2 separate regions of the Mus musculus genome follow, and region 1 is linked to region 2. Evidence: chromatin contacts called from ENCODE POLR2A ChIA-PET data. All regions are on one chromosome and are shown on one strand. The core of a region is the stretch at or near the end of the contact, and the rest is flanking DNA. Distances in the headings are between cores, read along the strand shown. Region 1 holds the start of E230013L22Rik (RIKEN cDNA E230013L22 gene). Region 2 holds the start of Ing1 (inhibitor of growth family, member 1).

Region 1 (4,880 bases), core at 1,870-4,369, 79 kb before region 2:
GATCTGTGCTCTGTCCCCAGAGGCCACAACACCACAAAACTGTCCTCTGACCTGCATATGACACTGTGGCATGCATGTGCCTGTCTACAACACATGTGTGCACACACATGCATGCACACATGTACATGCATGCACACACTTGCACACACACAAAGGAAAAAAAAACCCACATGCATAGTAAAGGTTTTTGTTTGTTTGTTTGTTTTTAACTCTAATAGTTTTTGAGCATTCCACAAAATGCGTGCGGCAAAAGCAAACACATAGAACTTCTAGTTTCCTGGAACCCGTGGCTTCCATTTCTCCACATATGTACTAGATGAGAGAGAAAGCCTGTGAACAAAGACCAGCCACAAAGCCCTCTGAGTCTTCAAGTCAGGATGCCCTGCCCAGCGGTGACAGAACTTTTAAGTTACAAAAGCCTCAGGCTCTGAGGAAATCAAGTTGCCCTTCAAAATAGTCTTTACCGAGGCACAAAAGGTGCCCATACAGCCTGATGTCTGGGAGATTCTGAAGTACCCATGACAGCGATGACAGCGTATGGCAGACCTCACCCTGTAACAAAGGGGAAAACACAACAAGAAGCCTACCCCAGGGGTGCTAAAGCGGATGCGCGGGTACCTCCTATCCCTGTCCACAGCCCACCTAAAAAAGTCTTACAAAGATAGACGAGGGAGAGGATGAAACCAAGACTGCTAACCTCAGAACCAGGAGTGCTCCTGGAAGACTGGATCCTCAATCCAGGCTTTCAGGGAGGGAGCCGCCCTTTCACTCCCAAACACCTGCATCCCCCTGACCCTCCCGCAAGCAAAAGCCACGTGCTCTATTCCAAGATCCCCAGCTCCCAACTGCCAGCGGCAGCAATAGCAACATCACCGGGTAAGAGAGCTGGTACTTGGCCCACCCCCTCCCCCTCCCCTCCCCTGCCCCTCCCCTCCCCCACCCCCACCCTCTACGAAGGCATGTAAACACTCAACAAGCCCAGCTGGGACAATCTTTGCAAGGAGGCACAACTGAGTGCCCCAAAATGGCTAAAGCCTGTTCAGTTCACTGCAGGTCTGGGCCCAGGAAGTAGAACTTAGCATGGAGATGATGCTTATTAGCATCTATTTGCTAATAGCAGGTTACATCACCATCCTGTTGGCAGCTCTGATCACCCATGACCTGCGAGTGCCCCTCTCTCTATCAGAGCACTTTAGAAAGGGGTGTGAGTAACCAAAGCATAATGGGGGCATGCCTGTACCCAGACAGAGATGGTCTGTATCCCACTTGCCTGCCCCTGGGCTACTGCACCAAGAGATATAGATAAGTTGCTTTAAAAATCAGCAAGCACCTCCTTCCACACCCAGCCACACCCAGCATGCTCCAGGTGCTAAGCATTCGGCTTTGACTTTGTCTTTTTTTGTTTGTTTGTTCTGTTTTTTTGAGACAGGGTTTCTCTGTGTAGCCCTGGCTGTCCTGGAACTCACTTTGTAGACCAGGCTGGCCTTGAACTCAGAAATCCACCTGCCTCTGCCTCTGCCTCCCAAGTGCTGGGATTAAAGGCGTGCGTCACCACGCCCGGCTTGGCTTTAACTTTGTCAAGAGTCAAACACAAACTAACCAAGTGCTATGGCTCTGACTACTGCACGTCCCAAAGCCCTCACAGGTGTGTGCCTGCCACCCCTCCCCCCAACCTGCCTGTCGCGGCAAGCTGGTTTTGGTTTGCTATGCTAAAGGGTCAATTGGGGAGAGGGCAGGGATTTTAAACAGTACACAATGCAGGAAAAGGTAACCCTTTAGGGTAGATGTTCCACACAGAATCCCGAACAATATTAACCCGTCTTCTCTGCTCCCTCCAGGCGACTGGCAGCCCAGCAAAGCAGGCACAAAGTTGGTGATATGGACCACTGTTGACTCTGTACCTTGTTCCCCTGAGCATGTGTACACAGACATCAAGAATGTGAAGAGGGGGCCTGGCCACCCGGCAAGGCTCCCGTCATCTGCCTTCACACTTAGGCTTCCAGGAACACAAAAGCAGCCGAGGAGGCCTGGAAATGAGTTGAACGGCTCCCGCCCCCACAGAGGGAATCAGCAAGTTCTCAGGCAGTGTTACAAAATCCCCTGCTGACCAACATTCCGGATTCATCATATCCTCGGCCTTGACGAAGAAAGTGGCTCCACCCACCAAATTGAAACAGCTAGCGGGGACACAGTTACCCTGTGCTGTGTCGGCCACACATCTATCGCTACTCCAGAAACATTAAGAGGTGTGGGGAAAGCTGACCAATTCTGCTTTCTCCTCTTACAAACCCAGAGCAGCAGGCAAGCCATTTAAGCCAAGCGTAGAGGCGGAGCTCTGTCGGAGGCTGGAAAAGGAGTCCAGAGTCTGACTAGTCTTGACTCTGAGATATTGCATTCATGAGTGCTCAGTGGCAGGTAGACAGCCTGAGAAAACTCGGAGGCTCTGCCTGCAACGCGGAGTAAAGACCAGAGCCAAAGGAAAGACAGGGAAAGTAGAAATCAGTCCATTTCCCACGGTGGCTAAGTAAGGAACGGGGAAGACAGAGGAGGGAGGGAAGCTCCCCAGACCTTCACTAACTCAGCTTGATCAGAATGTATTACATAGCCAACAGATTGATACGCGCAAGACAAGGAGTCAGGGATTAGGAGCGAGGCTTTTGAGTACATCACTCTTTTTTGGTTTTTCAAGACGGGTTTCTCTGTATAGCCCTGGCTGTCCTGGAACTCACTCTGTAGACCAGGGTGGCCTCGAACTCAGAAATCCTCCTGCCTCTGCCTCCCAAGTGCTGGGATTAAAGGCGTGCGCCACCACACTTTACACAACATAAAAAGTCAGAACTTGGGAGTTTCATACATTGGAAACCTCTCTCCCTGAAACTATACCATACTATTTCCGGGTTCGTTTGTTTCACTTAAAGTATCTTATTTCTTTATCATGGAAAAGGGAGAAGACAGAAGCAAATTAATCGGGAAAGTCCAAGACGAAGTTGTACACGCACTAAAAATAATTCACTACCTATCTTAAAAATGCCAGTACAGGAAGCTATTCCACTCACGTGACTTGCGCACCAGCCAAGACTCGGCACTGGGTAAATAACCGTGAGTCGAGGAGGCTGGGCGATTCCAACTCTACTTCCCAGTCGCCTTACATCCAGCAGAGTGGTCCAACGCTCTCTGACTCAGTTTCCTCGTTCATAAAGAAGTCGGTAATAGCAGCGGTGCTCAACTCCCAAGGCTGCTTTGTACACCAAAGGAGGGCACCCTGAGGGGGACATTAAAGCACCTAAGAAGCGAGAGTCGTACTGATCGGAGATCTCTCCCAGGATAACCCGAATCTTCGCGAAGACGCACAGAGTGCTGCTGAACTGGAGATTTTCTCAATCGGCAAAGCAAGGCAAGTGGGAACAGAGGTGCAATGAATGTCACAGCCCAAAGTGGAGACCCCGCGGCTGCCCACAGACGACTCCTCGACCCCGCAGAGCCCCGAAGCCCGCCTGTCCCGGCGGCGCCGCCCTCACCTGCGGTGTCCCATATGGAGATGTTGAAGGAACGCCACTGCTTCAGGTAGAAGGCGCCGCCCACGGTGCTGACCGTGTCCGGGAAGCGACGCTCCATGTAGCGCTGCAGCAGCGACGTTTTACCCACGTTCATGTCCCCCAGCAGTACGATCTTCCCATCCGGCTTCCGCATAGCCGCGGAGGAGATGACCCCTGCGCTTCTCGGTCACCCGCCCAGGATGCCAGGGGACGCGGACCCCGGCCTCCAGGGACCCCGAACTCTAGTGGCCCTGGCCTGAGATCCGAACTCGATGAAGTGCCAAAGAGGAAGCGCGCCACAGCTCTGTACCGGAGTGTGAACGCAGCCCTGCGACCACGTGGGTGCCCGGCCGCCACGCCCACCCCACGCCCCCTGGTCCGCCTAGGCCCCGCCCCCAGTCTTCTCCCAAGCCCCTTCCACACTCCCCATCACCCCTGCCTCGTTCCTATTACTCCCTATCTCTCCTTCCCCAAATTCCCTTTCTCTGCCTGCTAAATCTCAGCCCCACGCCCACCCCTCCCCATTCTTTCCCATTCCCCCTCCCTCAAGGACCGTCCTGCGTCCGTCCCTATAATCCCAAACTCCGTTCCTCCTTTATTTTTCTGCCCTTCCCAGAGCCCTGGCCCCTACCTCCCGCCCCAGCTCCTTCCCATACCTTCTCCAAGCCCTTCTCCAGCCCAGCCAGCCCTTTCCTGGAACCCCTCTCCACTGGCCCAACCCACGCCAGCCTCCCTCTTCCCGCACCCCTGACTCTAGCAGGGCTACAGTACCGCTTTTTTTTTTTTTTTTTACAGTCCCCACCCTTTGAAAGCCTGTATGTCGCCAAGTTTGGAGCCTAGGACCTGGGTCCTAAGGTGAAAGTTCCAGAGCGCCTTCCTTCGGACGCTCCAGTTCCTCCAAAAGCCCGGGTAGCCGCGGAGAGGCCCAGGACCTGGTGTTTGTCTAGTCACAGGCTCCCTTGGCTCTGTTTCGCTTCCCAGCCTGTGCCCAGCGCTCCTCCTCGGTGCACCTTGGTTGCACCCACACAGGTGGAGAGTTGCCTGGCTGGGAAAGTCCCTTGGAAGTCGGCTAAGATTTAAGGGAGAATGTGGATGGGTCGGGGACACCGGGAGGTGCCTGCTAGGTTCGCTTTTTACTTCTGCAAGAAACCTTGAAGGGAAAACTTGACTTTGCATTTGCAGTGACTGCTAGAAAACAGCTTCCCTTTCTCCTATAACAGAGAACCCCTAAAACCAAAATCTTCCTCCAGGGGCACAAGCATGCAGGGAGGCGGAGGAGATATTTGGGGCTGAGTAAAGCCCACTAGGTCCAGGGGAGGGAAGGGAAGGGAGACGACTCTCCTA
Region 2 (4,681 bases), core at 460-2,959:
CATTATTCTGGTTTTGACTAGGGCTGAAAGCAGTTGGTTCTGCTAGTAAAAACCAGCACCAGACAGCCAAGCGAACTTCCTCCTGCAGAAATGCACTGCCCTGTGCTTCAGAAGCAAACGACCCAATCTGAACGATCTAACTCAACTGACAGTCTCTGGCTGCGTTATGACCCTCCACAAGACTCTATTTAAGATATACAGCGTTGGAAATGTCGTAGATGTCACGGGGTTGCATGGAGTACTTTCACACCTGCCGAAGGGGGTAGGGCATCACAGTGTTTCCTGAACCTGTTCCAAATCCTTTCCAATTACACCCTCTAGTTCTGAAGCGGTGAGTCTTGTTCTGCCGGAGGATGAATGCCTGAGGCTGAAACACGGCAAACTCCAGATGGCTGAAGGCTGCGAGCTGACCCGGCGCAGCAGACACCGCAGGCGAGGCAGAGCGCCATCACCAGCCCTGCGCACCTGAGGCCACAGCAGCGGGTCCACCGCTCTCGCCCAGGCGGCCGAGCAAGATTGAGGACCTGGGACTCAGAGGGGCGAATAGGACAGCCGCACCACAGTCCCAGCCATACAAAGGCGCGAATGTGGCGACCACAGGCCAGGCTCCGCCCCAGGGCGGTGCCTAGGCAGGAAGAGGGCGGGACCGCCGGGGCCCGTCGCCTAGGCAACCCCTCGCTCTGCCCGGGCTTTTCAGAAAGCCCTAAATCCGGCAGCTGTGGGGGAAGGGCGGGATGGGAAGCTGAAGGTTGTGCTCCCCTGCGGGAAGCACACTGCGGTGCCCGCTGCCAACTCAGTGTGACGAGGACATGGGCAGCCTCAGATGCGGCAGGGAGGGGAAGAGCTAGTTAGGATCAGAGAAGAGCTGCTCCCGCCAGCCCGCCCACCGTAGATCTCCGCGCTGAAAAGAGCACCCCTCGGGGGCCCCTTTGTCTCCAGGCCATTCTAAACCCAGCACCGGGAGGCGACACAAAGGGACGATGGGGGCGGAAGGCGCAGGCGCGTGGAGGCGCCGAGGATGCTGGGAGTGGTGGTCCCTTTGCGTGTCGATAGCTGCCCTCCCGCGCGGGTCCGCATCCATCGCCAGGGAGCTGCGCCTGCGCGTCCACTTCCGCCTCGCTCGGCTCCGCCCGCTCGTCCCTCCTGGAAGAGGACAGCTCTCTAGTACTAGGCGTGCGGGGGGCGTTGCCGATCCCACCACACCTCCTTCTCGTCCAGATTGGCCGCAGAGGTAAGAGTCGCAAGGGGATTGGCTGACGCCGTTGCCATTTCTGTTCGGGGGCCCTATTTATACCGCGCTAGGAGGCGGGGGAATGCAGTTAACCCAGCGGAGGGTGGCTCTTCTCAGGTTAGTCGGTTTGAAGGCAGCGATCTGGAGGCTCGTCCGGCCCCGGCGTGTCTCGAGGAGCAGGCTAGCACCCCGCGGTTCCCGGCCGGCGTGCGGCTCCGCCCAGTAGGTCCGCCACCGAGTGTCAAACTCCTAGTAAAGTTTCGCGTCGCCGGTCTCCCCTGCCCAGGCGACCCCGCCGCTGTCCCCTCGGCGACCCTGGCCCCCAGCGACAATGACAGGCCACGCCCCCGCGCGGGCCGGCCTCGCGGCCCGCCGCCCCCCGGCCCGGGACGGTGAGGGGCGTGAATGCGGTGGGGGCGGGGCCGCCTCCGGGAGGAGGGGTGGCGGGGCGCATGCGCGCTGCGCGCGGGGCTGAATGTTTCCCAAGTGTTTGAAACTGGTATTTGGGTTTTCCACGTTGGACAAGTGCGGCGAGGCGGGCGGCGGAGCGCGCCCTTCCCGCAGCCGGCCCCGCTCTCTCCGCTCTCCACGCTGGTGGCGGGTGGGCGGCGGTGGCCGGCCCTCTTTGGGTGTGTGCGCGCTAGTACGCACGGCCCCCCGCGCCGCCCGCCGCCCGGGAGGGGGCCTGCACGGCCGGCGGGGTGTGCGCTTGAGCTTCGGCCGCCGCGGCCCGCGCCTGCAGGCGCCGGGGTCCCCGCGGCCCCGGAGGCGGCGCGGCAGGCGCCAGATGTAGCCGCCGGCCAGCCCGGCCGGAGCGGCGGGGGGGCGCGGAAGGGCGAGAGAGCTTTGCATTTTGCAGTGCTGTTTGAGGGGGGCGGGGGGTGGAGGAAGCGGAAAGCCGCCGAATCGCCGGGGACCTCCGGGGTGAACCATGTTGAGTCCTGCCAACGGGGAGCAGATCCACCTGGTGAACTATGTGGAGGATTACCTGGACTCAATCGAGTCACTGCCTTTCGACCTGCAGAGGAACGTCTCGCTGATGCGGGAGATCGACGCCAAATACCAAGGTACGGCGGGTGATGGATGGGCGGGGGCGGCCGCGTCCATCCCTGGGTCCCGGCGGCGAGGCTGACCGGTCCTGCTGGAGCCGGAGCGCCCGGTAGCGTCCTCGGAGGGCTAGGAACAAAAGGTCTGGAGCGCCTTTGATACGCCGAGGTCCTTGTGTACCGAGCTCCGGGACATGGAGAAGGAAGGAGCGCGAACGGCTGGCTGCAAGGCTGCGCGACCAAAGCGCTCTTTGTAGTGAAGTGATGAGGCGGTGCTGCGGGGGAGGGGGCGCGGGGCTCGGCCGCGTCCTCGGGGAGGGGGTGAAGGCGGCCGCGCGAGGTGGAGTGCTATGCGGGCGCCGCGGCCGTAGGGCGCGGGCACCGGGCTAGAGAGAGGGCTGCGGGCCGTACTCCGGCGGAGCTGAGTGCGGGTCCGGAGAGTCGCCGCCTCCCGCCAGGTTCTGGTTCTAAGTGTTACATAAAGTACTGGGCAGTCCTGACTCGGGGTCGCGCGATCGCCCAGGCCCTGCTCTCCTGGGCCCTCTCTTGGCTCTGGACAGGGCTCCGGGCCGACTGCGAGGGGCGCCGGCGCGGTGTGTCTTGGGGAGGAAGAGGGTGAAAGGGAGGATCGCAGCCGACTAGGTGTACGACTGCGCTGCGATCGGTGGACGCGAGCTGGGCTCTGGCTGGAGAGGAGCGGGGCAGGTGAGGGACCTGCAGCCCACCCGAAGACCCGGGCTGCCCAGAGTGGCGAAGAGGCGGAGCCTGCGTGCCCGCCGGGAACTGTTGGCTGTTGGGGAAACTTTGCTGTGAGGTCAGGGGGCTCTGTTTTGAACGTGGATGGCCGCTCGGAGTTTACTCTTGTTTACAGAACTGCGCAGCAGGGAAACGGAAGAGTTGGGGGTGGTGGAGGGCCACTGCCCAGCACTGCATACAGAGACTTGCTGGGGAAAGCGCCCCTGCGCGCTCTATCCGAGATGCAGCTTCGCAGCTCGGTTTATAGGAGAATCATTAGCATATTGCGGAACGTTCCGCCTCTGCGGCCCTTTGATTGGTCGCAACATCCCCCGTGGAATGTCCTTATCATTGTGCTACAGAGTCATTGGGGGGCGGGCAGTATGGGGGCGGGCTTTGCTCGGGACTCGCTCCAGTCTGTGTTTCCGCTGTCTGCTTTTTTTTTTTTTTTTTTCCTCTGGTAGAGGGCCGGGCGGAGAGAGGAGGTGAGTTGATTTGAATGTCTTCGGGTCGCCCGTCCTCTGGCCTTGGGTTGGCTCCTGTCGCTGCTGGGGCGGGCCACCGTCGCTGGCTCTGCGCGCTGATTGGTGTACCTCCTGGTCTCCGCCCTCAGCGTCGTCGACTCACATAGGCTTCGGGCGGGGCGGGGCAGGGCGGGGCGCGCTTCCTGAGTCTCGTAGGCTGGAGTGGATCGCGGCCACTTTCCGGCTGCGAGGCTATGGCGGCGGTGGCCTCCGGGAGGATGCTGCGCTTACCTTCTCTGCTCTGGCTCCCCGCGGGAGCCTCTGATCGCTTGTCGCGTTTCCGGTAGGCTTGAATGAGCGGGAGTGCCTCTGTCGGGACTGCGGGTCTGTGTGTCCCGTGCTGTCCTCCTGCGGGCTCGTGTGTCCGAATGGCTCTAGAATATTCAAGTCCTTGCTCAGAACTACTGTTGGCAGACCGAGTTTTTGACGGCCGCCTTAGTGCTTCAGATGTAGAAGAGTTCGAAAGGAGGGTCTATGTTTTGGTTGTTGTAAATGGAGTTTGTTGCTTGAATTACTTTTCAAATATTATAGAAAATACCCCCAGGAAGCAATGCCTCTTTCTTAAGCGCAACCTTATATAAAGTTAAAGTGGCTTAAAGTAATTGGACAGATTAGATGGAACTGCAGGCCCATTTAGTCACTACCTTTATCCTTGTTGGTACTGAATGGTGGCCCAGCAGCAGGCTGAGGCTGAGCTGACAGGTGCCTCCCTGTGTGGAAGTAGTGCTGTCCTTGTTTGTTGCTTTTACCAACATTTTTGTTTTTATCAAATATTTTACGTAGGGTAACTAAAAATCTGTGTTATTGTGTGAGCTCCACAATAGCTTCTGGTAAGTTTTTGATGGCATTTTTCTCCACAAGCTTCACCTGGATTAAGGCAGGAAGAAGCAGTCATTTTCATTTAAATTAGCAACGGGAAGAATTACTCTTTTACAAAATACCAGTATAATCTTTGAAACATTGCTGGGTGTGATGGCAGGAGCCAGAGATCCCGGTTGGAGACAGGACCGGCTCTGATTGTATGCCATTTAACCCAGGATGGAGCTCAAAAAACAATTTGCTATTGGTTTTGTTATTTTTTCTCATTGACCTGGAACTCTTAAAGATCCACTTGCCCTTCCTTCTAGTATTAAAGGTATGTGCCA

The links. ChIA-PET counts read pairs that join two places held with the same protein, here RNA polymerase II (POLR2A).
Region 1: POLR2A ChIA-PET joins it to region 2 with 43 read pairs in Patski. The contact joins the promoter of E230013L22Rik here to the promoter of Ing1 in region 2. POLR2A ChIA-PET finds 5 or more read pairs at or near these places in 2 of 5 experiments (Patski and embryonic stem cell).

Annotation. Positions count from the first base shown.
Region 1 is chr8:11,474,810-11,479,689 of GRCm38, forward strand. E230013L22Rik (RIKEN cDNA E230013L22 gene) reads left to right here and starts at 3,120. Exons shown (of 2, transcript NR_126558.1): 1 at 3,120-3,874; 2 at 4,332-4,880. Rab20 (RAB20, member RAS oncogene family) reads right to left here and starts at 3,831. Exons shown (of 2, transcript NM_011227.2): 1 at 3,519-3,831. The coding sequence starts at 3,690.
Region 2 is chr8:11,554,748-11,559,428 of GRCm38, forward strand. It overlaps Ing1 (inhibitor of growth family, member 1), which reads left to right and starts at 1,710. Exons shown (of 2, transcript NM_011919.5): 1 at 1,710-2,298. The coding sequence starts at 2,163.